Regions from separate parts of the Mus musculus genome. Here regions 2, 3, 4, 5, 6 and 7 are each linked to region 1. A link is a loop called in an ENCODE intact Hi-C map of the cell type or tissue named here. Cell type or tissue: heart. All regions are shown on one strand. Links, peaks and the distances in the headings refer to the core of each region. The heading gives the core; the rest is flanking DNA. Region 1 has its middle 38 kb from the start of G630064G18Rik. Region 2 has its middle 94 kb from the start of Trmt9b. Region 3 overlaps 5430403N17Rik (RIKEN cDNA 5430403N17 gene). Region 4 overlaps Dlc1 (deleted in liver cancer 1). Region 5 holds the start of Dlc1 (deleted in liver cancer 1). Region 6 has its middle 74 kb from the start of Trmt9b. Region 7 overlaps Dlc1 (deleted in liver cancer 1).

Region 1 (4,549 bases), core at 346-4,345:
AAGTAACTAAAACTATGTATTGTAGAATGAAGGAAGCAAGCATTCCCTATTGACCTTATTGGTTAGGTCAACTTGCTTTTTCTTAGTATGCTTAGAGAGGCAACATATCTGATATTGCCAATCCAATAACTCTCTGGACAAATATAAATTGAAGATATCTTCAGCTATAGTATTTGCTGAGTGGATCTAATAGTGGCAGTACCAACATCTGAATTCATAGAAAATCCAACTCAAGTTAGATAAAAAGTACATTAAATAAATACACCATAACAACACTATTGACTTTGATATACATCCAAAATGGCCTGTCAGTTTTGCCAATAACTCCGCAAGTTCACTATTAGCCACAAGATCAAAATATCTCTAACCTATTCTGCCACATACACACTACATTTGCAAGCTGTCTTTCTTTTTAAAATTCATTGAGACTGATAACACCACACAGTGAAACTAACCAGTTTAGAGTTTTGAAAGCCAAGACTATTGTCTGTTTTCTAATTATTCAATGATAGTGGTTTTTGTCTACTCCAATGTGATTTTAAGTAGTTGTAAAGGCATGTCTTTCTTCTGAAAGATGCTCTTCATCAAAATATCCTGTAGCTATCCTGGGGAATTTGTTTACCATGCCATTGTGTAGCTGTACCAAGGAGAGGTGAGGAAGACAGGATGTGTGCATAGATGATAACACACACAAGCTAGCTTCGAGAAGGTGAGTGCAGGACAGGCATTGAGATGTTCATCTAATGTCCGATTGTGCTGGTTATTTCATTTTTTATTTAAAGTCAACTCAAACTAGAGTCATTTGAGCAGCTGGACCCTTGATTGAGAAGCTGACCTCATCAAGTTGTGATGTAGGGTAGACTACAAGGCATTTTCTTGATTAATGATTAGTGTGGGAAGACTCAGCCCACTGTGGACAGCACCATCCCTGGGCAAGTGTTCCTAGAGGTATAAGAGGGGTAGCTAGCTGAATGAGATCCTGGGAATCAAGCCAGAAAGCAGCATTCCTTCATGGTCTCCTGCTTTCAGGTTCTAGTTATGAATTCTTCCTATAGCTTCCTTCTGTGATGGGGGGGGGGAATCTGAGAGTTGTAAGTGGAAATAAAACATTTTCTCCCAAAGTTGGTTTTGGTCAGGGTTTTATTAACTGTAATAGAAAGCAAAGTAACACAGCATCTAACGTTTCTTTTCTATTGTCTTCAAAACTTCTTCCTCCCTCCCCATCATTTTGAGGATAACTTAGCTTTGAGGATTCTTTAGGATAATTTAGATTTCTTCCCTCATTTTCTGGCTTGGTTCTCAGGACTCTGGTTCCCAGTAGCCTACTTGCTCCATCTGCTTTCTTCCTTAAGTTCTCAATACTCGGCTCTTATTTCCCCATCATAGCAAAGATATTCTTTAAGACCCATTGTTAAAAAGAATAGGATACTGGAAGAAAATCTGTGCTTGTCCAAGTCTTTGCACAAAGGTCATCAGATGAATTGGAATACTTTATCTCCATCTCCCTGCCAAGTTCAGAAACAGAGATTTAACTTGGACTTAGTAGTTTACTCTATAAAGGCCTTCCATCAACCCATTCATCAATAGGATATTCATCTCTTCAGCTCCTATGTTGTACCGGACATATTCCATGTAGTATTGATGGAGATTCTAACAGCAGAGCCTTCTCAACGCTCTTACTATCTCGTTACTAATACGAGCTTTATATTTTCCCATCTTAATGATTCTCTCCTGTTGTCCTTGACTGTTTTCTCTCCAGTTAATCTCTTCTTTGCACATAGTGGGTCAGCATTGGGAAGTGCTACTTTGTTAAGTAGGACAGGTCTTCTTGAAATCAGGAAGGGCATCTTTCCACAGATAGGAGGGAAACTAACACGACTTTTAAAGGTAAACGGCACTGCTGGTCTAAATCCCCACTGTAAGCATTCAGACAAATTCTCTGAAGCAACCCGGGGTGCTGTCAAATGCCTGGGATCTTCAGAACTTCACATTTCAGCAGCCTTTCCCACGCTCTTACAAATATTGATCATGGCCTGGTTTGCTTGATCAGAACCGTTTTTTTGACCAGTAAGAGAATGCCCATCTCAGTTATCAACAACTCTACACTTCCTACTTCCTACTGTTTGAGGACCTTGGCAAGTTTGGGGGACATAAGCCAGACTTCTACCCTCAAGTCCACACCCCCCCTAGTTGTTCACTAGTCAAGATTTACCACTTGCTCTGTGCCAAGGAAGAAGGCCATTGGGACAAAGGACCTTTGGTCTCTAATCTGCATGAAAGCCTTTTAAGGTGAATGAATACGGAGTAGGGAAATCTTTCTACACCTACAGGGAAAATTGTCAGTAAAATAGAAGTTCTCTTTCATCTCTAACCTTCATCCTTCACCTGAAAAGTAGGACTGGATACAGAGGGGCTCTGTGGGATGAATTCAGAACGCAGCTGGGAAGGCCCGAAGCAATGCCTCAGTGAGCGTGCCTAGCACCCAGCTGGGAGTGGAGAGAGCAGTGTGCAGGGGCAGGAACGTGAGGGAACAGCTCTCAGGAATGTCTTAGGTGGGAGGGCATTTTCTTTTACCTGGTAGTTTAGGAAGAGGAACCTGTCACATCGCACATGATTTTCAGTGAAAGAAAGGGAGGAAGAGAAGCAACCTTTCCAGCTTTCTCAGGACTCAGAAGAAAAAGACATACCTCCTGCACACCATTAGTGATGGGCACATGACTCCATCCTCCTTCAGGATGGTTGAACCAAAGCCTCAGAGCAACAGCGCCACCTTCTGGACGGAAATGCACACACTTAGAGAACAGTTCCTCCATTTGAGACTGAAGAAAATGTGCACCCTGACAGGGATCTCAATGCCATTGGGAAGTAATTTCAGTGTTTTCAGTGTGGTCTGAAGATTATTCCCTTATAAGCAACTCTTTGAAATTTTTTGAAACCACAGGATTTTGAATGTTTATTCTTAAGCCTTCAGATAGTATAAGGGCCATGGTTTATAAACATGCTCTAGTTTGGAAATTATTAAGCAACATAACTGAGCAACTCAGCCCATCACTTATTGTTTACATCATGTTTATGTGTGTGAAACAAACACGGAATAATACAATGACGTCATGCTTCAGCTTAAAACCGAGCTGCTTTAACGGAGAGTCATAATGCCCTACATGGTTCTGCTTTTGCCCATTTCCACCTTTCCTCCCTCCGTTTTCCCAGCATTACATAGTCACACAGTGAAGACCTTGGTTTGTTTTGTCCTTGTACAAGTTATTTTCTTTGATTAGAGCAAGGCTGTCTTTCTTTGGTAAGAAGCCCTTTTTGTTTGTTTACTTTTGGGGGATACTAGAGATAGACCCGGAGATTCAGACATTTTAGATGAGTACTCAACCCCCACATCACATCCCCAGTGCAAGCAGCCTTCATTCTCTCTCTCTCTCTCTCTCTCTCTCTCTCTCTCTCTCTCTCTCTCTCTCTCTCTCTCTCTCTCTCTCTCTCTCTCTTTCTCTCTCTCTCTCTGTGTGTATTAAAAGAGATGGACATTGTCTGATTTTCCTCAGGTTAGACATTGCCCTCTATTCTGTTCACTGTCATTTCTTAAGCACTTCGAATATGGCAGGTACTTAACTAAATGTAATACTAATTCTTGGTAATACCCTAAATATGATATAAAATTCTCTTAATATGATGATCTGAAGAAATGATTTTTGTTTAAAATGCTTTACATAAATGGTTATGCAAACATATTTTAACAGAATAAATACAAGTCAGCGTGAAATTGAGATGTATTTCCAACGCATTAGCATGTAAGAATGTGTATTTATGAGAGTGTGTATTTATGTATTTATTTTTTAAAGTGTTTTGGGGTCAGTGTTTACATTTGTTACACGATTTCATAATCACAGCAACTCCATGCAGCATGTCCAATGATCTTTTTCTAGACAGTTATTTAATTTCACTTCACTTTGGCAGTAAATTTAAAGAACTTGGATACTCACATGTGACATCAGACGCCATTCCAACTTAGATGCCCCCTTAAGTGGAGTGCAGCTTCATATACCGTGAGGATCTTAGAAAAGACTCTAGACACGAGAAATGTCTCCACGAGGACTCCATTAAAATTTATGTGAACATGAACAAGTATCCTATCACTGCACTGACTAGTGCAGTTGTTACTGACATGAATTAAGATTTCAGTAGCCAGCTTGTCTAACACACTTCAGAAGATACTAGAGCCTTCTCAGCGGCTTGGCCTATGAAACAGCGCCATCTCGTGGTCAACTTTATACTAGCTGGTCATAATCGAAATGCCTTTAACCCTTGCAAAATTTTGAAAATTGTAGACATATAAAACACAGTAACATAGTGCTAAATAAATAGACAGCCACGAGCTGGGTTGTAAGGACCCCCTGATCACGGGAATTCTACTATTGTGTATCAGTATTATTAAATGTCTAGCAGGGTAGAGGGGTGTTGAACCAGCTCACGTTTAGGTTGATGTTGCTCTGAAAATGTTGGATTCCAAGTTGTGTTGCTGGCGAAGGGGTTGAGTGAGAAA
Region 2 (4,549 bases), core at 150-4,149, 700 kb before region 1:
AAGAAAATCAAATGTACCATGCATTTTATATTCTCTGATAGAGGATTTTTATAATACATAAAGTGTAATTTTCAGAAAACCCATTCGCATGTTCAGGGTTCTTTAAATCCCACCTAAAGAATATATGAATGTAATAAAAGTATAATTTAAAATTCATTCGGTAAGAAAGTTGGCAAGGTTATTTTAGATTTTATCTGAAAATGCAAAGTAGTAGGAAGGAATTTAAAATGCAAACGAAACTGAAATGATTTTTATAAGAGGGAAGTTGAACTTTCCGATTTCTGTATCACATTCCATGCCAGCATCGTTTGCACAGTGACATAGGTGCTAAAATATGCAGACCCAAAGAATCGACTAGGCTGAGCAGACCTTAGGAGGTGGGATTCGATTAGCATGACTTACCGCGCTGTGGGGCAAACTGTGACTTGTTCAGTCAATGTGACAGGCTCATGATTTGGGGAAGGAAATTATATACTTCTTCCCTGCTCTAAAATAAAGCCCAGATGGAATACACATTTAAATGCAGTACCAACACTTGTTAAATATATTAAATGCAATACATCATTTCTATGATCATATATACGTACATATACATTTCTCCATGTAAACAAGTGGATGCTACCTATATGACCAACAGCCTCCCATTGGTGTGTAACAACAGCCTCCCATTGGTGTGTAACACCTCTGTGGGTTTGTGTAATCACCCTACCCTTATTTCCCATCCACAGTCTCTCCTGCCTACAGGATGCCTCCCATTCACAATAGACACGTCTACTCTAGTGGGGAAACTACTTTTCTGTAGAGAAGAGGGCTGTTGGCCACTGTGAGCAGAGCAGTGTGGGAGAAAACAGCCTCTTTTGCTCTGTTTCCAGGGGGAAACGTCAATGATTCGTACTTTCATTCCTGTTCATAATTGTGAAAATAATTAACATTCACAGATGTACAGAAAATAGTATTATCAAACTCTTCCAGCCGTTATCTTGTGGCAGCATTGTTTTGTTGTGCATACTCTCTAATGTCCTCCAAAGACCCATGGTTTGCATATTTAGTCCCCAAGAAGGTACTATTAGGTGGAGAACTCTTAAAAAAAAAACGGAACCTAAGGAAGGTATCCTTAGGTCATTGGGAGACCACTCTACAGGGGATCACAGAACCCTGACTCTCTTCTCACTCTGCCTTCATGTAATAAGCGGAGCAGCTGTGTCCCATGCTCCCTACCACTGTCACGGGAATTCTCACTGGAAACCCGGAAACAGCTAGTCTGCCTGATTAGACCCCCTAAAACTCTGAGGCAGCATAGACCTTTTCCTGTCTAAGATGAATACCTTGTGCATTATTACAGTGGTAGAAAGCTAACGAACACACCTGCTCAGTCTATTCTGAACAATTCTTATATCGACTCAAATATCAGAATCCTAATTATTTCACTCATAAATAGTTCAGAATCACGCAGCTAGCTGAACACCTAAAAGTCACACATTGCAGTTGTCTAATGTTAAATGCACAGGCGGCATTTGAAGCGCCCCATTATGAAATAAATGCTTCTGTTGCTATCGTCAACCTAAAGTAACAAATGAAGGAAGATTCACCCAAAACAATAAAGCTATCATTTCCGGGAGTTGTGTGCCATAATAAACGATGTACAGAGTTAGGGATACAAAGAGAGACGAGGGCTTTTAAGGCAAAATGGAAAGGCTTACATAAGTTGTTTTGAAGCAATTACCCTTGGTAAGGAGGATCAATAACAATAGTGGCATCAGTCCAAGGTTAAGCAGGCAGTTGCTGGGCAGATTTCCTCGCGTCAGTGTTTTCTGGGCAAGGTTATGGTGGCCTTTTGTGCAAGCGAATGGTTCTGCCAGAGTTCAATGTGCGAGTTCCTGCCCTCAGACATATGGGCCCGCGATTTCTCATCTAGAACTTGTTGGCTTTATTTTTAAATATTTGTAGAGCTCCCCACAAGCAACTTCTGACAAGCATTCACACTGTTCAAATCAGACTCCTGCGTACGCAGATGTCTCATCGGTTTGCTCTTAGGGACAAGTCTGTATGTTCACTACTCCCAGTGACCTCTGGGTACCATACTGTGTTTGCCATACATTATCTTTCAGAAGACTGGATCTTTGTTCCAGAAAATGTGTGTTTGGGGTGGGGTGGGGGTGCTAAATAAAACAGATAACAGTCAATGTGACCAATATAGCCAACACTTTTTGTTGCATAGCGTTTAGTTTTTAAAGGACTCCATCAGCTTGGGCATCGAACACAGAAATGCCCTCTCCAGGCAGTCTCTAACCAGCCTGGCACTTTTGTGAGCTCAACACTCCCACGCAGTGGCTAATTGCTAAGAACCTGACACTCCCCAACCCCCCAAAACTTCTCCCACTTATTTCTCAGACTATTTAGAGATTCTCCTCTTATGGGTTCCAGAAAGGACTTCTCTGAGTCTCCCCCTCAATTTGCCAACCTGGACCCCTTGCTGCCAACCCTCATGTGATGACCTCATCAATCTTCATCTTTCTGGTGGGGATCCTGCCTCCGTGACTGGCTGCCTCTTTAATGCTACCCCACCCAGGGGCCACTTTGATATGGACTCCAGCTGCCAGGATGAAGTGGTTGCTTGTCTGATCGTGGGTCTGCTCTTCCTAGGTGGAAGTTGATCTTGTCACACAGGCTGAAGCACAGCCAACCCATCAGATATCTTAATTGATCCCCACTTATCGGCCACGTGCTGCTATTGTGAACTAAGCGTTCTCTACATGAGCCTTCTCTCTCTGTGATATCTAGGTCAGGTGGTCCCTGTGGTCTATGCATTTTCAGGCACATTTCTGTTTCTCTATGTTGGTTTTTTTTTTTTTTTTTAGTAAGTATCCGACGCAGCCTTACTTCCAGATTGCCTTTATTTATGGAATGATATTACCATGTGCTGTGACTCACTGATTCAATATTAGGTACTTTCTGAAAAAGCTGGCAGGTATAAAATACTGAGTTATTTCGTGGGAAGTGAGAAGACGTGTTCAAGACAAATTTTAGTTGCGTGTCATCCAGGAGCTGGCCCAGGAGTTAATGCAAACTGGAAAGTCAGCTTTGATTCAGATCCAGCTGCCTCTGGTGGCAGGCTATTAAAAGTTTGTAAGCTTCTTTTAAAGTTAAGCTCCTGGCACATTTGTCTCTAGAATGGAGCTGGTGAAGTTTGCAATGGGATTCACTGCAATTTGACAGCATTCAGAAGAACTCATTCATCTCAGAGTCCCCACAAAGGATTCTACATTGTGTGTGTCTTCCTTACTTGGTATGATTGTTCAGCCTAGCATTTTTTTTTGCAGAGAGAAAGATTTGTCTCGTAGGTCTTAAACAGATGGCAGGCTGCATGAGAAATCAGATTCATTGTTTCAGTTGTGGAAAATCCACTAAGAAAATCCAATGCATTCTGTCAAAGACTCGGTCCTGGAACTGACAGTATGCATTTCCTAAGGCATCATGAACATTTTGGTCCACTTTCTGTTTGAGATTAGTATCAGGAAAGTGATACTGAACTCTGCTATCAAGAATAGTTCATAACCTCAGGGCCATTCAGAACTACATGTTATGTAACATAACCACTCATGTATGTAATAGAGGTCAAGATATCATCTCATACATTGTTCTATTAACTCTGTGTGTGTGTGTACGTGTACGTGTACGTGTGTTGGGGCACATTTGCTTTTACACCTAACATACAAAATGAACTAGTCATTAAGTAAATGTTACCCCAAATCAAGGGAGCAGAGTACATGCATTTCAGTTGTGCTTTCACACACACACATGTGCATTCATGTATGTGCAGGTACATGTGTGTACATGTGGAGACCAGAAGTCAAGCCTCAGGAGGCACTGCTTCGTTTATTTGAGAGATAGTCTCTTACCGGGACCTGGGGCTAGCTGTGCTAGGTTGGCTTGCCAGCAAGACCCAGCAATCCTCCTGTCTCTGCCTGCCTCGTGCCGGGGTTGTCAGTATACAACCATCCCACCTAACTTTTCAAGTGGGTTCTGAACATCAAATTCATTCTCTCATGCCCACCAACTGAGCTTTTAGCTATCTCCTCAGGATTTCTATTAACTGAGTTTTCAGCACGCCAACCATATAAAATATAGGCCCTGGAAGGAACTCACTTGTGTGAATTTTGTTCCTATGAGACTTCTGTATGTCCATTAAATCAATACTTCCCCAAAAGTGCGCCTTAGCAACAGTCCTGGAGGATACTACTCCCTATTACAAGGAAATACATGTGAGGTTAAATAATTTCAGCATAAGACCCGCCCAAGATCAAGCCAGTCATCATTCCACCGTGAAGGGGGTGGGCTCAGAACCCCCACCCCTAACTATAGACAGCTTGGCTTCTGGGGAAACATCATTTTCTTTAAGGATGAGGTCTCTGGAAGGTCAACCATGCTCCAGTAGGTGGCCCCACAGCCATGTGTATATGGGTAACACAAACCAGACAAAGTGGACAACATGCAGTTGGGAGGGGGTTAAGAAATGGGGTGTAGATATGGGAGGAGTTAGGGGAACTGG
Region 3 (4,549 bases), core at 361-4,360, 1.2 Mb before region 1:
ATGATTCTTGTGGAGATGAATAATGGGAAAATATAGCAAGATGAGAGCAAGTCAACTGGACAAAGAAAGGGATTAGATGTGACGAAGCATTTGCAATTCTGCACATACGGGTTATAGGGTTCAATGAGGTTGAAGAATTGATGTAGGTTGGTTTGAAACTTTAAGACATTGTTGGATTGTTGGACTACTACATTAGAGATTCAGAGGAAGAAGAGAAACCCAATAAAAAGCTTTGTTAGAAAATACAGAGTAGCCTGGCAGTTGTGGCTGTTCCTTTACAAACCTGTCTATCCCCCCACCCCCACCCCAAGAGAAAAGAAAAAAAAAGGGAAAGGAAAGAAAATACATTGAGTTATAATTAAACCTTTTGAATAGCATTTGCATAGATATGAAGTACCCAAGCTGACTAGCTGACTCCCCTTCCTTCCTCCCTCCCCCCAACCCCCTCCCTCCCTCCCTTCTTATTTTTTTAAGTTTTGCTATATGACCCAAGCTAGCATTTAACTTTTACTGCTCCTGTCTTAGCTCCTTCCTCACTGGAATCACAGGTGTAGATCACCGTCCCTAGCTCTGGACCGTCTTTTCTAACACGTGGTTCCAGGTAGGATGAATGACACTAGACTTATTTTAGTCATCTAAAACATTTTCTGTAGTGTATTTATTTAAAATATTTTAGAATAAATAATAGGGTAAAATCTAATGTTTAATACTTGAATACTTAAAATATCATTTCATTTATTGCATTTAATATGTTAATTAAGTACATTAGATTTTGCAATGTGACAAATTGCTACAGACATAGATACTTAGGCATCACCATTGCTCATGTACGGTTCTGTAAGTCGGAAGTCCAGGCAAGGCCCAGCTGGTTCTTGAGCTTGGCCTTAAATGAATTTGAGTCAAGATGGCAGCCAGAGCTGACTTTTGTGAGATTCAGCGAGTCTGTCTAGCTTCAAATTTCTCTAACATAACTTAAAGCGTTCATCTGATTACGTCAGGTTCATCTAGAATAGTCTTTCTATTGATTAACTTAAGGTTAACTCAGTAGGACTCTTAATTGCATCTTCAAATTCTCCTCTGCCATAAAAAAAAAAATCATAATGTGATATGGCATCATAGTCACAAATCTTGCTCACACTCAGGGAGAGATGACTACGCAGCACTCTACCCAAGGGGCAGAATTTGGGCCTGTGGTAGAGTTCTATCTATCTCCCAGATGAAGTAAACATATATTTAGCAATTTGAGATCTCTGTGAGGTAAAATATCAGAAGGCAAGTCAAGACAGGACACCAAAATAAACCTAGCAACTCCAAGCAAGAAGAAGGCTCAGAGTAGGATAATTAAAAGCCAAGGGTGTAAGTCACAATGTAGCGCTGTACAGGGCTCTCAGGTATAGTGTTGTGAGGTTTATCTTCCTGGAGCAATATTTGGTCTGGGGTAGATTATTTACCCCTACTGAGTAATGTATTCTATGGGTATTATTTGTACTGTGCCCCCTGAAATTTTTGATTTTTTTTTCCAGATAGACTAGTTGGGAGTGGAGATAGCCTTCTTGATTCCTGATGAGCAATGGCTGCTGTTATCTAACCTAATCCTCTCAGAGCTTGTGCAGAATCCTCACATGCTTGAAGACTCATCTGGTGCACGGGAACTCTTCACATCTCCATGGTCCTGTCTGCGCACCCGTCTCTTCTCTGAGTGTCTTTTTCCAGAAACTGCCTGGTCTTTTAGACTCTCATTTCCATTTCCGTGTCGTAGGGAGTCCACCCACCTCTGCCTGGGTTTCTCTTTCAGGACAGAGCCTAGTCTCATCTCATCTGCTTCTCATCTCTGTTATAGTGACCATTTCATTAAGATTCTTGTCTCATATCGTTTGTATTTTCTGTCTCTGTGTGTTCATTTCTGACAAAGGTAAAAATCTGTTCCCGGTGCTCTCTCCTGGGCAGATGCAGTTCTTCATGCAATATATCCTTGCATGCATTTCAAATGATCCCGCAGTCTCTGACTGACAGGCAAATGAGGTCCTAGGAGGCTGAAGATGGAAGCCCATGGCTAGACTGTCTCTGTGCATGATGTGAGCCCTGGTGGGAGGGCACACAGTCCTCATTTCTTACAGAGATTCTAACAGCATCTTTCCAGCATAGAGCATTACTCGGGGATAATTGCATTATAACCACTGATGGAAATTATAATCGCAATTATGCCAATTTCTCTATTTGCTGCCCAGGGTTGCAAGCACTTGAGCAATTAGAATTTATTAAGTATAGCCACTTAACCATAGCTCTGCTTTAAGAACACCACCTCATAGAGTATTTACTTAAAAAGAAATGTTCAAGGAGGGCATATGTTCTTATAAAAGGCTTTTTGTCTGTTTTTCTGAGACAGAACAAGAAAGGAAAACATGCCTTGCATCTGTTCTGACCCATCTACCAGATAGCCAAGCCTCTGAGAAGCTCCTGAGAAAGGATTTTAGAGAATGTTTTCTGAGGAACTGCCTTAGGCCTGGCCCAGAGGTCTCATAGGAACAGCTCATATCCTGCATGGCAGCAAATCAGAGAGTTGGTCACATGAGAAGACAGTGGAAACAATTCGGACAGGAACTTAGGCCATATACAGGGCCTCTTTCTCTATACTGTTCCAAGTTATAGCATTATAATTTGGAGAACCATAAAAAGCCGATACTTCAAATGGGTGTAGAGCTAAATGAGGCAGATTCAGATATTTACATTATTGTCACCAGTAAAATGAAACGCGGAAGGCTACTGGCTTGTCCCAAGTCCTTATATTTCTCTGACCCTAACCTTCAGGCATTCCAAAGTCCAGAACTTCATGGGAGCCTGAGCTTTCCAGGAGCCGGCTGTGGTGCTCATCAAGACCCCCATACAGGAGGCTAGCTAGGGTATCAATGAGTGGTCCACAGAGGAGGCTAGCATATCTCTTAGCTGTCCACAGTGGAGGCTTGTATATCTATCAGTGGTCCACAGAGGAGGCTAGCATCTCTGGGTTGTCAGTGATGCACTTTTCTCTGGCCCATTTCTTTAAGGCCTGGTGCCCCTGGCTACTCTACAGTAAGGGATTTGTGCATCGTGCTGTGGGGTTCAGGTGGGAGATGCAGTGACATGGAGGAGGAGCTCTTAAGGCTCTTACTGGTGTTTCTTTTTGTGATGCTTTTTATTTTCTCTAAACTTTGGTTGTTGTTGTTGTTGCTGCTTGAGAATTCCATGCATGTATATGTATTTTGACAAATCCTCACCCACTTTCCCTTCCCTCCAATCCTTCCCCAACCCACCTCTACTACTACTTTCCCAACCCACACATTGGTGCTTTGTTTGTCTGTTTGTTAAAACTCACTGAGTCCATTTAATGCTGTCAGTATATGTGAGGGTGTAGGGTTATATACTGGAGCATGGGTAGCTTTTTGACAGCTGCATCACTAAAGAAAATTGCCTGTCCCTGCCCCTGTCCCTCCCCCCTCTCCCTCTTCCTCCTCTCTCCCCTCTCCTTCCCCCTCCGTCCTGATCAACTTCCCTCCATCCCCACCCCACTTCATAAGCACCAAACCAAACACATTCCTTGTGGGATCCAGTCTGGTTTGATCTTGTGCTAGTATTTCCCGTGCACTCACAGCTGCTGAAGCCTGTGTGTTACAGCCTTGTCATATCTGGAGAACAACGTTTTGCCAGATGTCCACTACCTCTGGCTCTCAGTCATTCTGCCCCTTCTTCCACGATGAGTCATAAGTCTTGGGAGCACAGGGCGTGACACAGATGTTCCATTTAGGGCTGAGCTTTCCATAGTCCTTTATTTTTCTATATGTTGACCAGTCGTGCATCTCTGTTAAGTAGCCATCTACTGCAGAAAGAAAGCATCAGGATGAGGGAGGGACGAGAGATGCACAAGCCTATGGGTATAAGGTTAGGTCCCTAGCAGGGAGACTTCATACTCTGTCTACTTAGCAGAGTAAGAAGAATAGGTTCTTCCTCAGAGTTTATGACCCACCTACCGAATCTTGGCCCAGTTAACAGTACCAGCCATGGGTTCCATTCTGTGGAACAGGGCTTTCAACCCAACCAGAAAATGGTTGGTTGCTCCCATAACATTTGTGCAAGTATTGCACTGGTGAGCATATATTGATAACTCAGCAGCTCGTAGGACTTACAGCTGGGTAAGTATTGAACACATTGCTCCTCACATAGCATACACAGAGCCTTCCAGTACTGTGAAAGCTATTAAGTAGAGACAAAACCTCCAGGTTGGTACCAACCTGATTTCTCCAGGTCCTGTGGCTCAAGTAGCTGGTGGCTTCGGCAACAGGGTCTGACACTCAGGTTTTCTGGAGGGTAGCCCTGACCTTTGGCACTACCCTGTAATGTCTATTGTAGGGAAGAGCCTATGGGACTGTACTGATCAATAACTCAAAAGGAAGGAACCGAAACCTAGCCCTGAGCTTTTTATTTGACATCTTGTTCGATCCCAGATCTGGGATAGGGATTGGCCTCCCTATTGTAGGGTAACTCCACTGAAACTCCTTTTACAGGTGGATATGAC
Region 4 (4,549 bases), core at 217-4,216, 160 kb before region 1:
CCTTTAACTTCCAGGGATTCACTCTGCTCTGCTTCCCCTCTCGGTAGCAACACTGGATTACAGATGTTTGGCTGCACCTGGCTTCTACATGGGGATCCAGACTCAGACCCTGATGCTTGTCGATCAAGCACTGTACCCACCGAATCACCTCTCTGGGCTCTGAAGAGTTAAAGGTCAAAAAGTATAGGAGAAAAACACATCCTTTCTAAGTATTCAGTCTTTGTTCATAGTAATGATGAAATTCAAATGTTTGTAATCACAAAATTACAAAAGACAAATTTCTCAGATGACAATTATAACAGGGTGGATGGGTTGGGATATTCTCCTCTATTATTTTTACTGAGTCTGAACTGGACAACCAATTCATTTGTCTGGCCCGAGGAAGTGATCTGTCACAGGAGATCGAATGACTATCCCCAAAGGAATTTGTAGAAATGCCACTAGTCTGGCTGGGTTTTCTTTTTATTTAATTACTTATAATTTGAAACCACACCATGGTCTCCTTAGTTACCACTGCAGAATCACTAAAGTTTAATGTAGTAACGATGCCTCATTAAAGAGATCTTAAGATATATGAGTTCCCGGTTTATGCTATTGAAGCAAATAAATACATCCTGAGACTGTAAAACATGATTGTCTTATTAATGACCATTTCCTCAATACCCCTCCCCCCCAAATGAGAACATGCTGTGTAAACTTCTAAAATAAAAGTGCTAAGCTTAAAGTGTTTCTCCTGGTCAAAAGATAAAACTAAAATACTTTCACAACCTCTGCTCTAGGATTCCTTGATTCGGATTTTTAAAATTTATTTTGTTTTATTTTATTTTTATAAAGGGAGTGATGAAAAAGTCAGAATTATTTTTTTGGACTACGTGCAGTTTGGCTTGTTCATGTAGTTACAAAAAAAAAAAAACCCAAATGTTTATCCAACAAAATGCTGAGAATCATGTCTCCTGGGAAATTTACACAAGGTCATAGTTTTATGAGCATTAAAAAAAAATCCTGTAAGGCAAAGGAGCGTGTAATATGAGAAAGCAAAGAAGCTGAGAAAGAAAAATTCAGATTTTGGTGGCTAAAACATCTATTCAGACAAAAGGTTACTGTTTTGCTAAAGTACTATATTTCATTTGCAAAAACATATTTGAATAGCGCATTTTTTTATACATACATATACTCTCACACATATTACTCTCTCTCTCTCTCTCTCTCTCTCTCTCTCTCTCCTGAGAAGCAAAAGAGTAGTGCTCAAACTTCAGCACTATTACAAATAAAAGAGTTAAAGTTTTAAACAAAACTGTCTGATGGGTCTTTAATATATAGACGTGTTAAAAAAAGTTTGTTAAAACTTGTAGGATGCGTAGGGGCTGGGACAACTTGCTACAGATAAAAGGTTCTAAAGGCTCGGTTGTCTGCAAGCAGACAGTATGGCTGTAGCTCCTCTGAATTCTGGGAATTTCAGTAGTTTCTTCTGTGCACTACTGAATGCCCACATTGCAAGTGCATAGTCCATGGAAGACTTATGCCAATGATTTGTTGAATGGCTGAGAGATCATGACATGCTCACAGAAAATATGTGAGAACCTATTAGATACCAGAACCTAGGTTTCTTAGTTTGAAGTGGAACCTTTGTCTATAAATAATTCCTTGTGGCTTCTTTACTTATAAAAGCAAATATGATAAACAAATACAACCAGAATGAAAATATTGCCTTTGGAGGAGATAATAGATGGTTGTACATGAGACTCACAAATGTACGCAGTATACATTTTATACATGTGCTGTCCAGAGCATACATGATTGTGCTCTTAGAGTTCCCCATTCCACAAACTTGCCAAGGGCCTCCAGGACATTTAGGATAAGAGCTAAGGATATTCTGAGCCCCTCAGAGTCCTGCCAGCCTCTCATTTGTCACACTCCTGTCCCTTACTCTGGTTGAGTCACCCTGCTTCGCCGTTCCTATCTTAAGCTCTGTTGCTGCAGATCTTGGAATTCCAGTTTCATTATTTATTATTATTATTGTTGTTGTTGTTATTATTATATTTTATTGGATATTTTCTTTATTTACATTTTAAATGTTACCCCCTTTCCTGGTTCCCTCTCCTAGAAACTCCCTATTCTATCCCCCTTCTCCTGCTTCTATGAGAGTGTTCCTCCACCCACTCACCCACCCCCACCTCCCGGCCCTTACACTGGGGCATCTATTGAACCTTCATAGGACCAAGGACCTCTCTTCCCATTGATGCATGACAAGGCCATCCTCTGCTACACATGCAGCTGGAGCCACAGGTACTCCTTGGTTGGTGGTTTAGTCCCTGGGTGTTCTGGGGGGTGGTATCTGTCTGGTTGATATTGTTGTTCTTCCTATGGGGGTTGCAAACCCCTTCAGAGCCTTCAGTCCTTTGTCTATCTCCTCCATTGGGGACCCTGTGCTCAGTCCAATGGTTGGCTGCAAGCATCTGACTCTGTATTAAGTAAGGCTCTGGCAGGGCTTCCCAGGAGACAGCTGTATCAGGCTTCTGTCAGCAAGCACTTCTTGGCATCCACAATAGTGTCTGGTTTTGGTGACTGTATATGGGATGGATCCCCAGGTGGTGCAGTCTCTGGATGGCCTTTCCTTCAGTTCCTTCCTCTCACCCCCACCTAGGAATCACACTCTTTCCCTCAATAAAGTCATTCCTTCAGTGTCACCTTTTCAGGGTCTCTTCCTCAGGCCCCACTTTGAACATCATATCCCACTTCCCTTCCTTGCCTTGATGTATCCAGCTGTCCTACTTCCAGATGTTTCTACAGTACCCACCTCCTTCAGAAGAACCTACTTTGTGAGAGCAGGTGGTCAGTTTTGGAGTTTTTATTTATTTTTACTTTTTTTTAAAATTCTTTCTGCTCATATCCCTAGCATTCAGAACAGTCTATGGAGGGAAACATTCTTTGAATTAATGAACAAATGTGGGAACAAGCGAACCAAGTTAACACAGCATTAGGTCTTTCAGATCGAAGTTTATCTATTTTCTTTCACTTCCAAATTTTTAAATGATTGCTATGACAACTAATAAATGAAATGGCAGCCCTTGAAGACAGGGAATAAGGAGGTTTTGTGTCTAGAAGAGGACGGGGGATGGGGGAGAAGGTGAGGGTCCTTGAGAGGCGGTAGCATCAGATGTAAATAAAAATTTAAAAATAAATACAATTAAAAAATGAAAGAGGGAAGGTTATGTCTTCTCAGATAAATGAGGGGTATTTTGTTTATTTTTGTAGTAGTAAAATTTTTAGACTAAGTATTCTTAAGGTATCCACAGCTTCCTAAAAATTTAAGGGATCCTTGGACATTTTATAGTTACTTTTTAATCTCTGTTCCTTTTCTTTTTGTGATTATATATACACACATACATATTATATACATTATATATATGTGTGTGTGTCATATGCAGTGATACATAAAATAAAGCCATAAACTGAGGTAGTAAATGTACTAGTTTTGAAAGAGTCTGGACCTACACACACTTATCCCTCTTAGTGTAATGCAGATGTTTATTATGTGTAACCAGCGGTGCCTTTTGTTAGTCACTCAAGGCCACCTTCAAGAAAGTATAACCAGGGTGGGGAATGCTGGTAAAATTGTCCACTAGTGATCCCCTCTTTGGCGATACCAGACCTTCCTGATGGATGCTTCTAGACTTTATAGCGAAGCTTCCACTTTTGTTTTTTGTTTTTGTTTTTTTTTTAATCAGAATATTAAAATTCAGTCTCTAGTGTCTGTGATTATTTACCATGTAAATGGCTAACAACCCTATACTATCTCTAAGTTTATACAGGAGCCTCTAAGAGGGCAAGTGACAGTGGCATAAGAAGGGAGGAGTGGCCTGGAAGAAGTTGACCATAAGAGAGGATAGAACTCAGTTCTCACACTAAACCCTGTGGTGTTTGTTTGTTTGTTTTTTGTTTGCTTTTTTTGTTTGTTTGTTTTCTCCTTTCACTTTGTTGCTTTGCTTTGCTTTGCATTGCAAACAATGAAGTCCAAGACCTCTCAAGCACCGGGCACATTTTCTACCACATTCCTCTGAGAGAAACCTCTTCCACCAATCATTATCAAGGCTCTCCATACAAAACTCAAGGTGCTTCCAGGAATGACCTAGCCATTGACTGAAATCTTCAACGCTTCTAAATAAGCACACGGATCAATGCACACAACACAGATGGAAGTTGGAAAGCTTGTCTTCGTCTTTATATTTATGTCCAGATTTGGCTCTTCCATCTATAGTAAGTTATTTAATGTTACGGCGCTCTGCACTTCCTGTCCACTGCCTGGGTTTTATTTCTTTTCAACTACATTTGCTTTTGTGTGCAGGATCATGTCCTGTACTATATGACAGTACAGGTTCATATGCACAACTGAGCTCACCAGCAGGAGTCACATGCTATGTTTATTTCTTTTATTTGACTCGGGAGAAGTAATAACCCCCCCCCCCCCCAGTTGATGCCACTTTTGCATCAGATCTGAAAGCTGAGGTCTACTGTAATAGAAACAAGAGGTTCTATTGCCACAGAAGGA
Region 5 (4,549 bases), core at 228-4,227, 110 kb before region 1:
CCCTTTGGAAGTGGGGTCATATTTTTGGAAAATTGTATGGAATAGTATACAAAGATAGTATGCCTATTTCCAAATCTCTTTCATATTAGATATTTGTATTAGTAGTTATAACTGTGGCAAAATTACAGTTATGAAGTAGAAACAAATTAATTTTATGGCTGGGAGTCATCACAACATGAGAAACTCTTAAAGGGTCCCAGCATTAGGAAGGTTGAGAACCACTGTACTAGAGAATATTATTGAGACCATAGAGTATATGTGTGGACTAAAGGTGGAAAAAAATGTAGAATGCACACACTTGCATTTTCTTATGGAGCCTCTTGGCTCTTAGAATTGGAAATAGGGGGCAGAAATATCTAACTGAGATAATAGAGAGATTGTTGAGAGTCTTGAGGCAATTATAAGTGAGGGTCTTAAAATTACACCTGAAGGTCATTGGTAGGGATAACGTTTTTACTGTGCCAGTTGAGTATAAGGTTATGAAAGGGGCAAGTTCCTCATTAGGTCATTTTCTTGAAAGACACACTGGTTTTAAATGAGTTATTTAAATGACTCATTATAGCATATAGGTTGGCTGGCTTGACATGAGAATAAGATTTAGCAAAATAGTCATTAAAAAAAAAAAGCAACTACTTTAAAGTCTGAGATGAGAGCCTAATGAATCCTTTTAAGAAATCTTAGCCATTGAGAAAACGGTGTTAATCAGAAAGGTTGATTTTCTTTTCAGAGAAGGAGAATTCTAATTTCCTTTTTGAAAGTTGGCCTCCTGTAGGTGGACACAATGATACTTTGTTGTGCATAGTTATTGTTTGAGAGTAAGGTCTGTGGTACAAAGCCCATAACACATGAGGCAGGGGACTATGGTTCCCTTGTCATCTAGTGTCCTAGCCAGCTGTGTGACCTTGGACAGTACACTTTTGAATGCTATTCTTTAGCTTCCTCATTGGTGATCCCTGACAACACCAGAGAGTGATATTTTAATGCTCTTTCTTTCCCTGAAAGGAAAATTCTACTTGGTCGTTTTGTAAAATATTTCAGACTATATTGCACATAGTAGGCAATTGCTCTCCTAAAGCCACAGAATTTCACTTCCTACATAGTAAAATCTGCTTTTTCTCATTTTTAAAAGCTTAACAAAGTTTAAATTGTTAGCAACAACATCAAAGCATCAATATAAATCACTCTAGGCTAGAAATTAAAAATTCTATTAGCTAACACACCAAATGGTCATCTTGTCCTTTATAGAAGTTTATGATTAACATCCTTATTGGTTTCTTATGATCCTACTGGCAAACCTGTTATCCATCCTTCACTTACTGCATTTTGTGTTTGGTTCACAGATTTGGAGATAGGCATAATATCTTTGCATACTATTCCATACAATTTTCCAAAAATAATTTCCTTCTAAATATAACATCATCTTTGTTATTGTAACTCTGGGTTATATCAGCCATTGCTACATTTATTTACTCCGGGACCACACATTTAACCATTAAGACAATTTAGAAGGCTGAAGCATGGTGACTATTTGACTTGACGATGACAGAAAATACGAATGAATGGTCAGCTAGATTCTCCCATGACTGATGTGATTGTACAGATTTGCTTCAGCAACACGGAGTGTTCATACAACATGAGATCTGAGCGGCGAATCCAAGTTTAATGTTAACAAAACCCGATTCTGACACTTATGTTCCCAAACTGAAATTAAATGTGCAGAGACAGAAATAACCTGTAAACTTGTATGTCATTACTTCTCTTAAAATAACAATTTACGTTGTGTGTTAGTAACAGGGTAAGTGACTGAAACTAGCTGGAAATACTAGAGAATTTGATTTTCAGAGTTTTCAGTAAGACGCTGATTATTGTTTGAAAGCACATTACTAAGAAAAAACGTTATAATGTTATGTCCTCTTTTTGTTGGGAAAACAGAGAGGAGAAAGGAGTTTCTAAAGTTTCACACTTCAATCTGAGAAGATTCATTGGCCCCCAGATATGCTACACCTATCAGCAGCGGCGCGTTACAGATGGATTGGTCAGTAAGTTAAGAATAAAAAGAAATCAGAAGAAAACATTTCTGCATGGGGAAAGAGACTCGAGCTACGTGGAACATATTTTAGAAATGACATTTTGCTCAAAAGATTTTGACTCCCCGCTGTCTACTGACTACACAGTTTTCCCCCTTCTGCTTTTCAGGGCTCAGCTCTGAAAGCAGTCAACAGCTGGCTGAAGATGGCAAGGTTTTCCAGCTCTGTCTCCTACATGACAGTCGCAGCAGCAGCCTCTTACCTGGACCAGGAGTTGCTGTTACCGCCAAGGCATGATGCTATTCCAGCCAGGCTAGGAGAGGAGTCTGTCCCGGTTAGCGGCTCCAAAAAATCTAAGTTCACATTGCTGGCTGAGGTCACGGCTCTATTCTGAGCAGTTCTCCTTAACGCAGTGTGTGATTCTAACAAAAAACCCCCTCTGCAGCTGGAGAGAGCCTCAGCTAACGCCGGATCCTGTCAAGGCGTTCCTAGTGACTTCTGTCCTCTAAATGCAGACTGATGTTTTGCGAGAGAGGGGCCTCCACCAGCAGGCCCAGATTGCCTGCAAAGTATTTCCTGCCTCCGAGAAGTTTGCATGTGAGAAAGCCTGCACGAAGCCGGAGGGGAGGGGCTGAGCAGAGCCGCCTGGGCGTTGAAGCTCTGATTTTACACAGAACCAAAGTGAGTTTGTCAAAGCTCTTGAGATGATTAGTTAGCGTCAGAAAGTCCTAGAGTCCTTCCTATCCCACAGGGCTCGTGGAAAACAAGGAAGGAAGAGAGTGCAGCTCTCCCCTCTGCACAGTGTTACTTTCTACTGTGTTAAATGGAGAACACTTCTCCTAATTCTCATTTCAAAAGTTTTCTAAGACAGATGAAGTCTGAGCCTTTTAATACCGTAATTCTTCTAAAGTTTAGAACCTTAAAAAATAACTTCAAAATTTAAATCCTGGACTTGGGGAAGGAAAAAAAATCTGTAAGTAAAATTCCGAGAATCGAGGAAACAGAGAATTTTCTTCTCTCTCTCTCATCCCCAGAATTCTGAACAGAACACAGTGGTTTGTGTTACAGCACGTGAAGCCTCCTTACCTCCAGTAAGGGATCCTCCAGTTACAGACAACCACGGCTGCAAAGGCTGGAAAGGCTGGAGAAGGCAGACTCCATCTTGATCAAGTTAGAAGTCCTGCTGACATAAAACACTTGCGATGCTTCCTCCAGCATGGCCGAGTCTCTCAATCACATCTCTAAAGTGGCTAGCAGAGTGTATGCCTCCTTCCCCAGACAGCTTGTGAACTCTCATCTGTTTATCTTTTCTGCTTTTGTGCCTCCACTGCGTGACTTCCTCCTAGCTGCTCCGGCCTGGGAGCTAGGACTACCATTTGGTTTTGATTAAAACCAGACAGCCAACTCTGGAGAATTTAGGGAATAAGCTAATGGAAACTGCGAATATGGCTTTAATTAGTGCATCAATTAATAATAGATGTTAGCTTGTCTTATAATAAGATGTCACAAATGCAGAGCTCAAATCATTTCTGGAAAGAATTCATACAGAGTCTCTTTTATGACCCAGAGTTCTCCCTCAGGGAAAGTGCAAGGGTAAGACGGACAGTGGCCTTGGGACATGTAGGTTTGTGGCCAGGCCAGTGGGATAGCTTCCTTGTTTACACCAGAGAAACGGGAAACAACATCTGTCCATTTATCTTATTTGGTTGAAACTACTCAGTAATCGTTCCCTTTCATTTTAGTTACATTAAAAGAGTTCATTCTATAGCTCTAGGTGACTTAACTAGTCCTTTAAAAAATGATTAGGAATTCGATGAATCTAATTATTGACTCTGTGTGAGGGTTGTACAATTTTAGCTTGTCAATAATATAAAATTTAAGAATAATTCCAATATCCAAGTAAGAAATAAGTATAAAACCACATAATGAGATGCAGGAGAAATTAAGCCTGCATGTCTCAACAGCTGTCCTCTTATCTGAACGCTAAGTGGTTTTTCATTGTTTATATATATTCTCAGGTGGTCTTAATTTCTACAAATGCATGCAGGTCTTCCAGTATCATAATGGCCATCTTTTACTTTTCCTTGACAACACCGTGTAGGTGATAACTTGACCAAGTATGATGTTAGAGCTACTGCATCTTTTTTCACTGGACAACTGACATAGCTCAGAAAACACAATTTAGACAAAAGTCAAATAGGAAAAACAGGTTTAAGCCATGCACAAGCTGAAACATGAGATGATTCTAACATAAACATACTAGCAGGGCTTGCCATGGGGACAAAGGTCTGGAACCCCAGCTCTTGGGAGACAGGAGTACAAGTTTAGCTTAGTCTTCATAGAAAGACCATGCCAATAATAATTTTTTTCTTTTTTGCAGAGATATCCCAGTCACTAAAGTGCTTACCACATTGAGTGATTCAAGGTTCTGAGTGCAAAATCCAGAACCCACCTAAAAATAGTTGAGTATGGCGATGCATGCCTGTAATATCAGCACAGGTGAGGCAGCTGAATTCTGAGAG
Region 6 (4,549 bases), core at 303-4,302, 530 kb before region 1:
TACCTATAACTCCAGTTCCAGAGGATCAGATAACCTCTCTGACCTCTATGGGTACCAAGGAGGCATACGATGCTCATACATATGGCATATAGTCAACGCATTCAGCAACGCATTCAGGTTTTCTGCTACCCAGCACTAAGATTTGTAATGCACTGGCCATCACACATGGCTTTTAATGCCTAGGCTACCACATATGGCTTTTAATGCATGCACCACCACACACGGCTTTTAATGTGGCCTCTGGAGAATTGAACTCAGGTCTTTATCTTTGTGTGGTAGGCGATTTATTGATAAAGCTATCAGTCCAGACCAAAAATGTAGTTGTAGTAGTAGCAATAGAAATAATAATAATAATAATAATAATAATAATAATAATAAATAACAACAACTTTCCTAATACTTTCCAGCAGCTTTCTGAGCACATGACAGACAGACAGACAGACAGACAGACAGACAGACAGATATGCCCCCTCCTGCAGCTTGAATCCCTTCCACTTTGGTTTGTAAAATGTGATCAACTACAAAGGCCCCCTACACTGTACATGGTGTTCTGATTAATCCAACACCATTAGCCTATGCCAACTTTGTTTTCTGTTATCTTCTTTTCCAAATTGTAAACACGAAGGGGAGAGTAAATTATCATAGTATTCATCTCATGGAGTTTTATGAGCCTAAAGGTTTTAAAATATTAAATAAAAAGTTAAATATGAGCCGGGCGTGGTGGCGCACGCCTTTAATCCCAGCACTCTGGAGGCAGAGGCAGGTGGATTTCTGAGTTCGAGGCCAGCCTGGTCTACAAAGTGAGTGCCAGGACAGCCAGGGCTACACAGAGAAACCCTGTCTCGAAAAAACCAAAAAAAAAAAAAAGTTAAATATGGCCAAATTATAAAGCCCTATCAAAAACATCCCAATGCCCAGTAAGCGACAACAACCCTGTGTGTTTACACCAGGACACAGTGACCTCTTGGAAAACGGAAAGTCACACATAGCTGAAAAGTGTACTGTTGGTATCATAAATCATACTGGGGCTGGCAGAAGGTTTTATAAAGATTGAGAAGGTTTCTTGGAAATATTTACACCTAAGAAACAGAAAAAGCAAACAGAAAAATTGAGGCTGATCAGAAAGTAAACAACCACCATGTTCTTACACAGGAGCGTAATTACCAACAGCATCCTATACTAAGAACACAAAAATCACCCTGAAAAATTAGAAACAGAACAGAACCCCGGTGGAGCGACAGGAACAGCAATCTACCCACAAAGCTTTTGACCCAAGGATAAGTCCTGTCTACAAGAAATGCAGGGGCTGGGGATGGAGCAGAGGCTGAGGGAATGGCCAACCGACAACCAGCCCAGCTTGAGACCCACCCCATAGATAAGCACCAATCCGAGCTAGAGAAATGGCTCAGCGGTTAAGAACACACTGACTACTGCTCTTCCAAAGGTTCTAGGTTCAAATCCCAGCAACCACATGATGGCTCACAACCATCTGTAATGAGATCTGATGCCCTCTTCTGGAGTGTCAGCTCCAGTGTACTAAGATAAGCACCAATCCCTGACACTATTAATGATACTCTGTTATGCTTGTAGACAGGATTCTAATATAAGTGTCCTCTGAGAGGCTCCACCCACCAACTGACTCACGCAGATGCAGACACCAGCAATGGATGGAACTTGGGGACTCTCATGGAAGAATAGGAAGAAGGATTGCAAGCCCCTAAGGGGATGGAAACTTCACAGGAAGACCAACAGAGTCAACTAACCTGGACCCTTAGGCCTCTCAGAGACTGAACTACCAACCAAAGGACATACACGGGCTGGACCTAGGCCTCCCTGCACATATATAGCAGATGTACAGCTGTGGGTCTTTATGTGGGTCCCGAACAACTGGAGTGGGGACTATCCCAAAGCTGTTGCAAGTACCTGGGATACGTTCTCCTAGCCAGACTGCCTTGTCTGGCCCCAGTGGAAGTGAAGCGCCTAGTCTCGAAGAGACTTGAAGTGCCAGAGTAGGGGAATATCTAGGCAGGCCCCCACCAGCTCAGAGAAGATTGGGGGGTGGGGGGCGGAGGGTTGGGAGGGGGTGTGACCAAGAGGAGGGCAGTGAGCGGGATGTAAAGTGACTAAGTAAAAAGTAAATTTTAAAAAACATGAAGAAAAAGAAAGAAAGAAAGAAAAATTAGAATCCAAATATGACTCTGATCTAAAACACAACACTGAGAAATCTTTGCTTTTCGTGGAGAATCCGGAGATTCTGTAGGTCACAAAACATCGTTGGGGTTTGTAATAAATAAATAAATCTCGACACTCCTAGAGATTAGGAGAGCTAAGTTCAAGGCTTCCCCAGATGTTGGCCTGTTTCAGCCAGCAAAATTTCAAATACCTGTTAATCAGGAAAGCTTTAGCTTTCCATTGAGTCGCTAGATGGCGCTAAACCCGCTTGCGGAGAACCCCCAGGAAGCCGTCAGGGTGGGACAATCAAAGGCTGTCAAACAAGTTTCCTATTTGGTTCTATTTTAAATGTTCCTACTCGGATAAAGACACAGATGAATTAAAAATGCCACGGGTGCACACTTAAACCTAATTGAATGTAATAAGAACAGAACAGAGCTGGATAAGTGACAGGCAGCCCAGCGACTCTGGTCAACCTTTGTCAGGACGAAACCCAATCTCCAAACTCTAGAAGCTCCAGGGACAAAACAGGAAGCAAACACATTGTGGCCTTTCTTGGCAGATAAAGCCCTGACATTTGTAATATTTGTGTAGCGACAATGGGGCCTGGGTAATAAAGGCTCGCGGAGGAGACGGTCTCCAAGCACGGAAATGCAAGAGGATAATAGAGAATTAACTAAAGGGAATACAAAGGCTAAGAACACATGGACTCGCACGGTGTCAGATCATACGGGAGGGAACCGAGGATTTCAGAACAGCAAACCCAGGGGAGCAGAAAGTGAACCTTTGAGCAGAAGCCAGAGAATCTGAGCCGGGAGGAGACTCAGACAGAAACAGACCTGAGCCTGAAGATGAACTACCTTGCCCAAATCCACTCGGGTAATTAGTGGCAGCCACGTGAGGAACCCTCGCTGCGGCTAACTGGTGTCTTTTTTTTTTTTTTTTCCATTAGGCGCGCGTGTCTAGCTGAAAACCTTTCGCAGAGACTCATGAAATGCATGCAGAAGCCGCCCCTTGCCTCCTCTCTCCTCTGCACACACGTGTCCGTGTGCACACACATCCACCATCATAACAATACAGGAAATTGAAGGAAGCCGTTGGAAACCTCGGCGGTGCCTGGTCACTGCTGCCCCAGATAACATATCAAAGGGCAGCCTGGAACCGAGCCCTGCCGCGGGCCTTCACAGAGGAAGCCTGACTCCAGCTGTTGGCCCCTATTTAACACATCTGCCCCATATTCACAAAGAATGCCAGGATACAACCACAAAGGAGTAAAAAGGCTAACCAGTGATCTTTTCCTAAGGAAGAGGACCGAATCCAAGAAGTTTAAAGGGAGGCCTGTTGACCGTGCAGGAAATTTGGTAACTGTGACATCACTGTCTTAGCCAGCCCAGGGAAACAGCCTTTTATGGCAGTCGTTTGAATTAACTCCGCTCAGAGCCCCATTCAATATCGACTGCTCTTAATATTTTGAATTATCATCTAATACATTTTGAAGGGACCTCTCCTAGTAGCTACCCCTACATAATAAGCCTTGGGATAGGACAAGGTGGTGTGGCCTGTTTTGAGTTTCTTACATGAAAATGGAGTGGGTTAGCTATTGCCTCACAGAATATCTCCTTTTCAGTGAGGAAATTAAGAGTCTGTGGTTTATGGCATAGGGGACCCATAAACTAGCTGTTCTCAGCCTGTGGGTCACATATTATATATCCTGTATATCAGATATCTATATTAACATTCATAGCAATAGCAAAATTATGGTTATGGAGTAGCAATAAAAATAATTTTAAGGTTGGGGTCACCACAACATGAGGGACTGTATTAAAAGGGTCACAGCATTAGGAAAGCAAAGGATCATTTCTGTAAGTAAGCCTTAAGCTATTCCCACCCCAATCCCCCCACCCCCACTCCCCTATCCCCCATTTAATGTTCACTTTGTCTCAATGGCAGGGGCTTGGTCTCAAGAGAAGAAGAAAAAAAGAACCTGGTGCCTCATTTGCATTCAGGTCTTTTGAGACACACATACATTACCATCTCAGAACCCACTGTATTCTTAAAAGGTGAAAATTACAAACCAGGCCTAGAGACCCAGCCAGCCCTTGAGGGGACGAGACAGGAGGCTCGAGAGTTCAAGTTGTCTTCTGCTACGTGGAAAGTTCAAAGTCAGCTAGGTCACTTGAGACCTTGTTTCTTTAAACAAAGACAACAAAAATATCTAGACATTTCACAGACATTTCTAAGGTAGATTATTAATAAAGCAGTCCATTGCCTTTTATGGGGAAAGATACATTCCATTCCAAGACCCTAAAGAGTGCTTAAAACTTCAGATAAGGCCGGGCGTGGTGGCGCGCGCCTTTAATCCCAGCACTCGGGAGGC
Region 7 (4,549 bases), core at 140-4,139, 360 kb before region 1:
CAGCAGTAAGTGTGGGGAGAAACCAAGCCCAATGCTGAAGGGGAGGAGGCAGGAGACCAAAGGCTTTCCCACTGCTGGGCTTCTGAGTGCCCTGCAGAGAAATAATTACAGTATCTCTGGAGCAGAGCACAAGGGGTCTTGTTTCCCTGTCTGGGCTGTGCCCAACTGTTCCCAACTGTTTTTAAAACAGCACTAATGTAATACATATGTAGGAAGAAACAAAGACAATATTGGAAGAGCAGAGGAGGGAAAGAGAGGAGGAAGAGAAGGGAAGGAGGGGGAATGAGGGAAGGAGAGAAGGAAGGGAGGGAGGGAGGGAGGGAGGGAAGTAGGGAGGGAGGCAGGGAGGGAAGTAGGGAGGGAGGAAGGAAGGAAGGAACAAAAGCACCATTCTGACATTTTTTGGAGTAAATATTCATAATTATTGGTAGATATCTTTGACACACACACACATATCCCAATAAAATTTCTTGTATGTGTATGCTAATACTTGCATGTGTGCTGATAGACTAGAAATTTATTATGTTAAGGAAATCCTTAAAAGTCTCAGTATAGACTCAGCTAATATAAAAGCCAGTAGGTATCAGTTCAGTTAACTAGTCCTGATGATGGTTACTAGTCAGACCTTATTCCTGGACTCCTGCTAAGCCATATAAAATCATCCTGCAAATCAGAAGAACATGCCCTCTTTTTGCAGCACCCATCCTACAAGACAGCAGGACATTAATCAAAGCCATCTCTCCTTTATGGACTGGAGGGAAGAAACCTACAACCTCAGGTAGATAGTCTCAAAACTCTCTTACCCAATGCCTTTTTATATGAAGCAAGAAAGGAGAAAACCAACTGACAGCATATTCAAAACCTGTCTACCAAATTCAGCTATGTTGCCTAATTTGTTTTGGTCTTCCAACTAGACCTTGTGCCCTAAAGCCAAAGATGGGCCTTCTTTATACTTGAACTCCACAGAATCTGGCAGAAAGCAGTGTGCACTGTAGGCTCAGCCAATGTTGGCTCAGCTCCTGGTTGTTCTATGGTAAATAAATCCACACCCTCCTGGAGGCACACTGCAATACATATGTGCTCCTCCTACTCTCCAGTCCATAAAGAAGAGATGGCTTTGATTAATGTGTCAAATGTCCAGCTATCTTGTAGGATGGGTGCTATTAAAAGAGTGGGCATTCTTCTGACTTACAGGACGATTCTGTACGGCTTAGCAGGAGTCTAGGAATAAGGTCTGACTAGTAGCCATCATCAGCATTAGCTCCTGCTCTGGGACTTGGAGATCTGAGGATAGGCTAGATATCAACTCTCAAGAATCTTAGGGCTGGGAGCCCACAGGCAGGGCAGATCCTGTCCAATGTTCCCTAGGTTGCACAGTGAGCAGGGGAGATCAGTTTATTTTCCTGGAAGCTCATATAAAAATCATTCCTTTTATATGATGCATACATATGCATTAAAGTGTGCTTCCAGGAGGCTGTGGGTTTCCTTGAAATGTCCAGAAGCTGAGCCAACATTGGCTGAGCCTACTGTGTGTACCTTGTTCGTTCTGCCAGCTTCTATGAGGTACAGGTATAAAGAAGGCCCATCTTTGGCTTTAGGGCTCTAGGTCTAGTCGGAACAGTAAAACAAATTAAGCAACATAGCTTGGTTTGGAAGACAGGTTTTGGATCACAATTACTTGGTTTTCTTCTTTCTTGCTTCATATAAAAAGACACTGGGTAAGAGAGTTTTGAGCATATATACCTGGGATAGCGGGTTTCTTCTCTCCAGTCCATAAAGAAGAGCAAGGAACAGGCTGTAGCTGCTGTTTATTTTGAAGAAACAACTGCAGAAGTAGTTGCTGGGTGCACATGGAAGGAAACCGTCCAACAATAAAAAGGGAATTACATAATGCAAAGTATTGGCTTGTCAGAGAAGAGGGGGGTGAAGAAGAGCGAATAGAATACAGGTGCTTTATCACTAAAGGGCTAAAGATAGGAACTGCTCTGTAATGTGTGGGGATTCAAGAGAGTACCAGGGTCACTAAATGGAGAGGGCATGGTAAGCTATATCAGATATGGTGGCCCTAGTGAAAAAAGATGCGACTCAAGTCTGTGATTCCTTCCCCTCCATCAGATCCCAGGCACATAACTGCCAACCAAGTTCACAGGGATAGGCAGTAGTACTGTAACCTCGGAGCAGCCTGCTTCAGTATCTTACTACATTCAAGGGGTGAATCTAGGATCCAGGCCAATATTCAACCATGCTCTAGGCAACCAATGGCAATCAGCCAAGACAGACGGACAGATGGATAGATGGACAGTCTCTCTCTCTCTGTCTCTCTCTCTCTCTCTCTCACACACACACACATACACACACACACACACAAAGACACACACAAAAACACACACAGACACACACATAGACACACACAGACACACACAGACACACACAGACAGACAGACAGACACACACACACACACACATGTAGGCAGAAACTCTGAGAGGGTAAATTTTCCATATGTAGTCTCAGGCCATGCTGAGCTCTCTAGCCTTCAAGGGACAAGGTGACTTGAAGTCAATCGAGAGAGAAAGCAGAGCTCAGGGGGAAAGCCGAGGAGTTTGCATTTCTGTCATGCTTGTCCTGGTGCCAGAGATAAACAGCAGCGCATCCCCTCAGCCTCAGCCGGCTGGAGAGGCATCTGAGTGGCCGCAGTGAAGCTCTAAACATCAATCGTCCTAATCTGCAAATGCACAGTAGACACCTGGGAGCACCAGTGGGAAGACTCCTTTCATTACAGCCCTTTATGGAGACTCTAAGGGGAAAAACGTTGACCTCCTATGGAAGTTTCCCCTCCATGAGATGTGCTGGCTGTGTGTGTGTGTGTGTGTGTGTGTGTGTGTGTGTGTGTGTGTGTGTGTGTGAGCAGCTAGCTGGAAGGGGCTTTCTTTTGTCTTCTTGGCATTCCCTCTCAACCACGGGGCATTTAGAAGAAAGGAGGGGGCTGTCGATAGACTCAAAGGTGAAAAAGTGGATGCCGTAAAGAATGACCGCAAAACATTACCTTTAATTTTTTTAGTCCTTGGTGTGTGGGTATGGGCCTGTGTAAAGATCATGTGCTGCATGCTGAAGCTGGCAGTTAATGTCAGGTGTGTTAGGAAATTGCTCTCTACTTTATGTCAACTTCCCCCCTTGTTTTGACAATTTTTATACATATATATATGATGGAATATGTTCATCTCTACACCTTGAGGTAGTCTGGATGAACAGGATCACCCCGATAGGTCTAAGTATGGGAACACTTGGTCCCCAGTGGGAATTGCTGTTTGGGGAAGTTATGAACTCTTTTATTTAGGAGGTGTGGTGGAACTACATCACTGGAGGTAGGCTCCGAGAGTTGTAGGTTTGGCCCCACTTCCAGTGCAGCCTCTCTGCTCCTTGGGTGAGATGAAGAATTACCATTCAGCTTCCTAACGTGGCTACCGGCTGCCATGTGTCTCTCACTATTGGGGAATATTCCCTCTTAGAACTGTGAGTCAAAATAAGTTGGCCATGGTATTTTGTCATAGCAAAAATAAAAAAAAAAAGGAATTAAATACTCTCTTACATTCCCTCCCCACAAATTCCCCCCAGCATCCTTCCAAGATTCGTCCCTTCCGATCTCATGTCTTTGTTTTGTGAGGAGCAGGGGAATGGGGTATCCATGAAGTCCAGTTAACATTGCCCATATATGCACAGGCATGGGGCCATTCATTGGAACAAAGGAAATCTACATCCTCAAAAGGAATCAGCCTTCTTCCTTAAGCAATTATTCACTGTCAATTGCTTCTTGGTAAGGGGTGGGACCAAGAGACTATCTATTCCATCTGTGCTAGAACTGTAGCTGGCATGATCATGTGTAGGTCTTATGCTGGTCAGCACAATGCTGTGGGTTCACGAGTGTGATAGCCACGTCGTATCCAGAAGATGGATTATATAACACCCTTCCCTACCCTTTGTCTCTTACACTCTTTGTGCCTCCTCTTCTACGATGTTCTGTGAGTGTTGGTTGTTGAAAGATTAATATAGATGCCCCGTTTAGGGTCAAACATTCAATCCCTTATTCTCAGCACTATGACTAGTTAATCACCTATCCAGTGACTGCTTTCCCCTGCAAAAATGAAGCTTCACTTAGCAGCTTGGAGAGAAGGCTAGGTCTGTTGGATGCTGGTATCTCTCTTATGTCTTGAGACAGGGTCTCTTATTGAACCCGGAGTTACTGATTTCCTAGACTGACCAGCAAGCTTCAAGAATCTCTTCGTCTTTACATTCCCAGAATTAGAATTGAAGCTGTGTGCTACAATCCCAGCTTTTAAGTGAGGGCTTAAAGTTCTTGTGCTTGTGTGGCAAGTGCTTTATTAATCAAGCCATATCCACAGTTCAAAAGAACTCTCCTTTGAGTAATGTAGTAGTCACATGGTTCATCTAATCTTTTAACTTAGGTGGAGAAAAACCACACACACACACACACACACACACACACACACACACAGAGAGAGAGAGAGAGAGAGAGAGAGAGAGAGTGTTTTA

What was found. A loop is a pair of places that touch in the nucleus more often than their neighbours do. Peaks named below come from ENCODE experiments on the same cell type or tissue, not always from the same donor. Only the 100,000 strongest peaks of a DNase experiment are listed, where the experiment ranks them.
Region 2: a loop joins it to region 1, with 7 times the contacts of the local background. A loop is called at or near these places in 23 of 42 quality-filtered maps.
Region 3: a loop joins it to region 1, with 4 times the contacts of the local background. A loop is called at or near these places in 3 of 42 quality-filtered maps.
Region 4: a loop joins it to region 1, with 2.9 times the contacts of the local background. A loop is called at or near these places in 2 of 42 quality-filtered maps.
Region 5: a loop joins it to region 1, with 3.0 times the contacts of the local background. A loop is called at or near these places in 6 of 42 quality-filtered maps.
Region 6: a loop joins it to region 1, with 6 times the contacts of the local background. A loop is called at or near these places in 31 of 42 quality-filtered maps.
Region 7: a loop joins it to region 1, with 2.9 times the contacts of the local background. A loop is called at or near these places in 4 of 42 quality-filtered maps.

What each region holds. Positions count from the first base shown.
Region 1 is chr8:37,059,735-37,064,283 of GRCm38, forward strand. No RefSeq gene overlaps it. Among named protein-coding and RNA genes, the nearest start is that of G630064G18Rik, 38 kb to the left of the region's middle. In heart, for the core only: CTCF peaks have their summits at 2,773 (motif pointing left) and 4,269 (motif pointing left); no DNase peak of the experiment used is centred there.
Region 2 is chr8:36,361,698-36,366,246 of GRCm38, forward strand. No RefSeq gene overlaps it. Among named protein-coding and RNA genes, the nearest start is that of Trmt9b, 94 kb to the right of the region's middle. In heart, for the core only: no CTCF peak of the experiment used is centred there; a DNase peak (open chromatin) is centred at 1,804.
Region 3 is chr8:35,867,560-35,872,108 of GRCm38, forward strand. It overlaps 5430403N17Rik (RIKEN cDNA 5430403N17 gene), which reads right to left. Exons shown (of 3, transcript NR_046181.1): 2 at 3,627-3,853. Among named protein-coding and RNA genes, the nearest start is that of 5430403N17Rik, 13 kb to the right of the region's middle. In heart, for the core only: no CTCF peak of the experiment used is centred there; a DNase peak (open chromatin) is centred at 2,552.
Region 4 is chr8:36,898,787-36,903,335 of GRCm38, forward strand. The region is part of intron 2 of Dlc1 (deleted in liver cancer 1); the gene reads right to left. Among named protein-coding and RNA genes, the nearest start is that of Dlc1, 51 kb to the right of the region's middle. In heart, for the core only: no CTCF peak of the experiment used is centred there; a DNase peak (open chromatin) is centred at 2,475.
Region 5 is chr8:36,949,832-36,954,380 of GRCm38, forward strand. It overlaps Dlc1 (deleted in liver cancer 1), which reads right to left and starts at 2,611. Exons shown (of 18, transcript NM_001194940.2): 1 at 2,290-2,611. In heart, for the core only: no CTCF peak of the experiment used is centred there; DNase peaks (open chromatin) are centred at 2,630 and 3,340; H3K4me3 peaks cover 3,099 bases; H3K27ac peaks cover 2,630 bases.
Region 6 is chr8:36,530,278-36,534,826 of GRCm38, forward strand. No RefSeq gene overlaps it. Among named protein-coding and RNA genes, the nearest start is that of Trmt9b, 74 kb to the left of the region's middle. In heart, for the core only: a CTCF peak has its summit at 2,422 (motif pointing right); DNase peaks (open chromatin) are centred at 2,834 and 3,394; H3K4me3 peaks cover 1,355 bases; H3K27ac peaks cover 2,239 bases.
Region 7 is chr8:36,695,327-36,699,875 of GRCm38, forward strand. All of the region lies in intron 5 of Dlc1 (deleted in liver cancer 1), which reads right to left. Among named protein-coding and RNA genes, the nearest start is that of Trmt9b, 240 kb to the left of the region's middle. In heart, for the core only: no CTCF peak of the experiment used is centred there; no DNase peak of the experiment used is centred there; H3K27ac peaks cover 1,149 bases.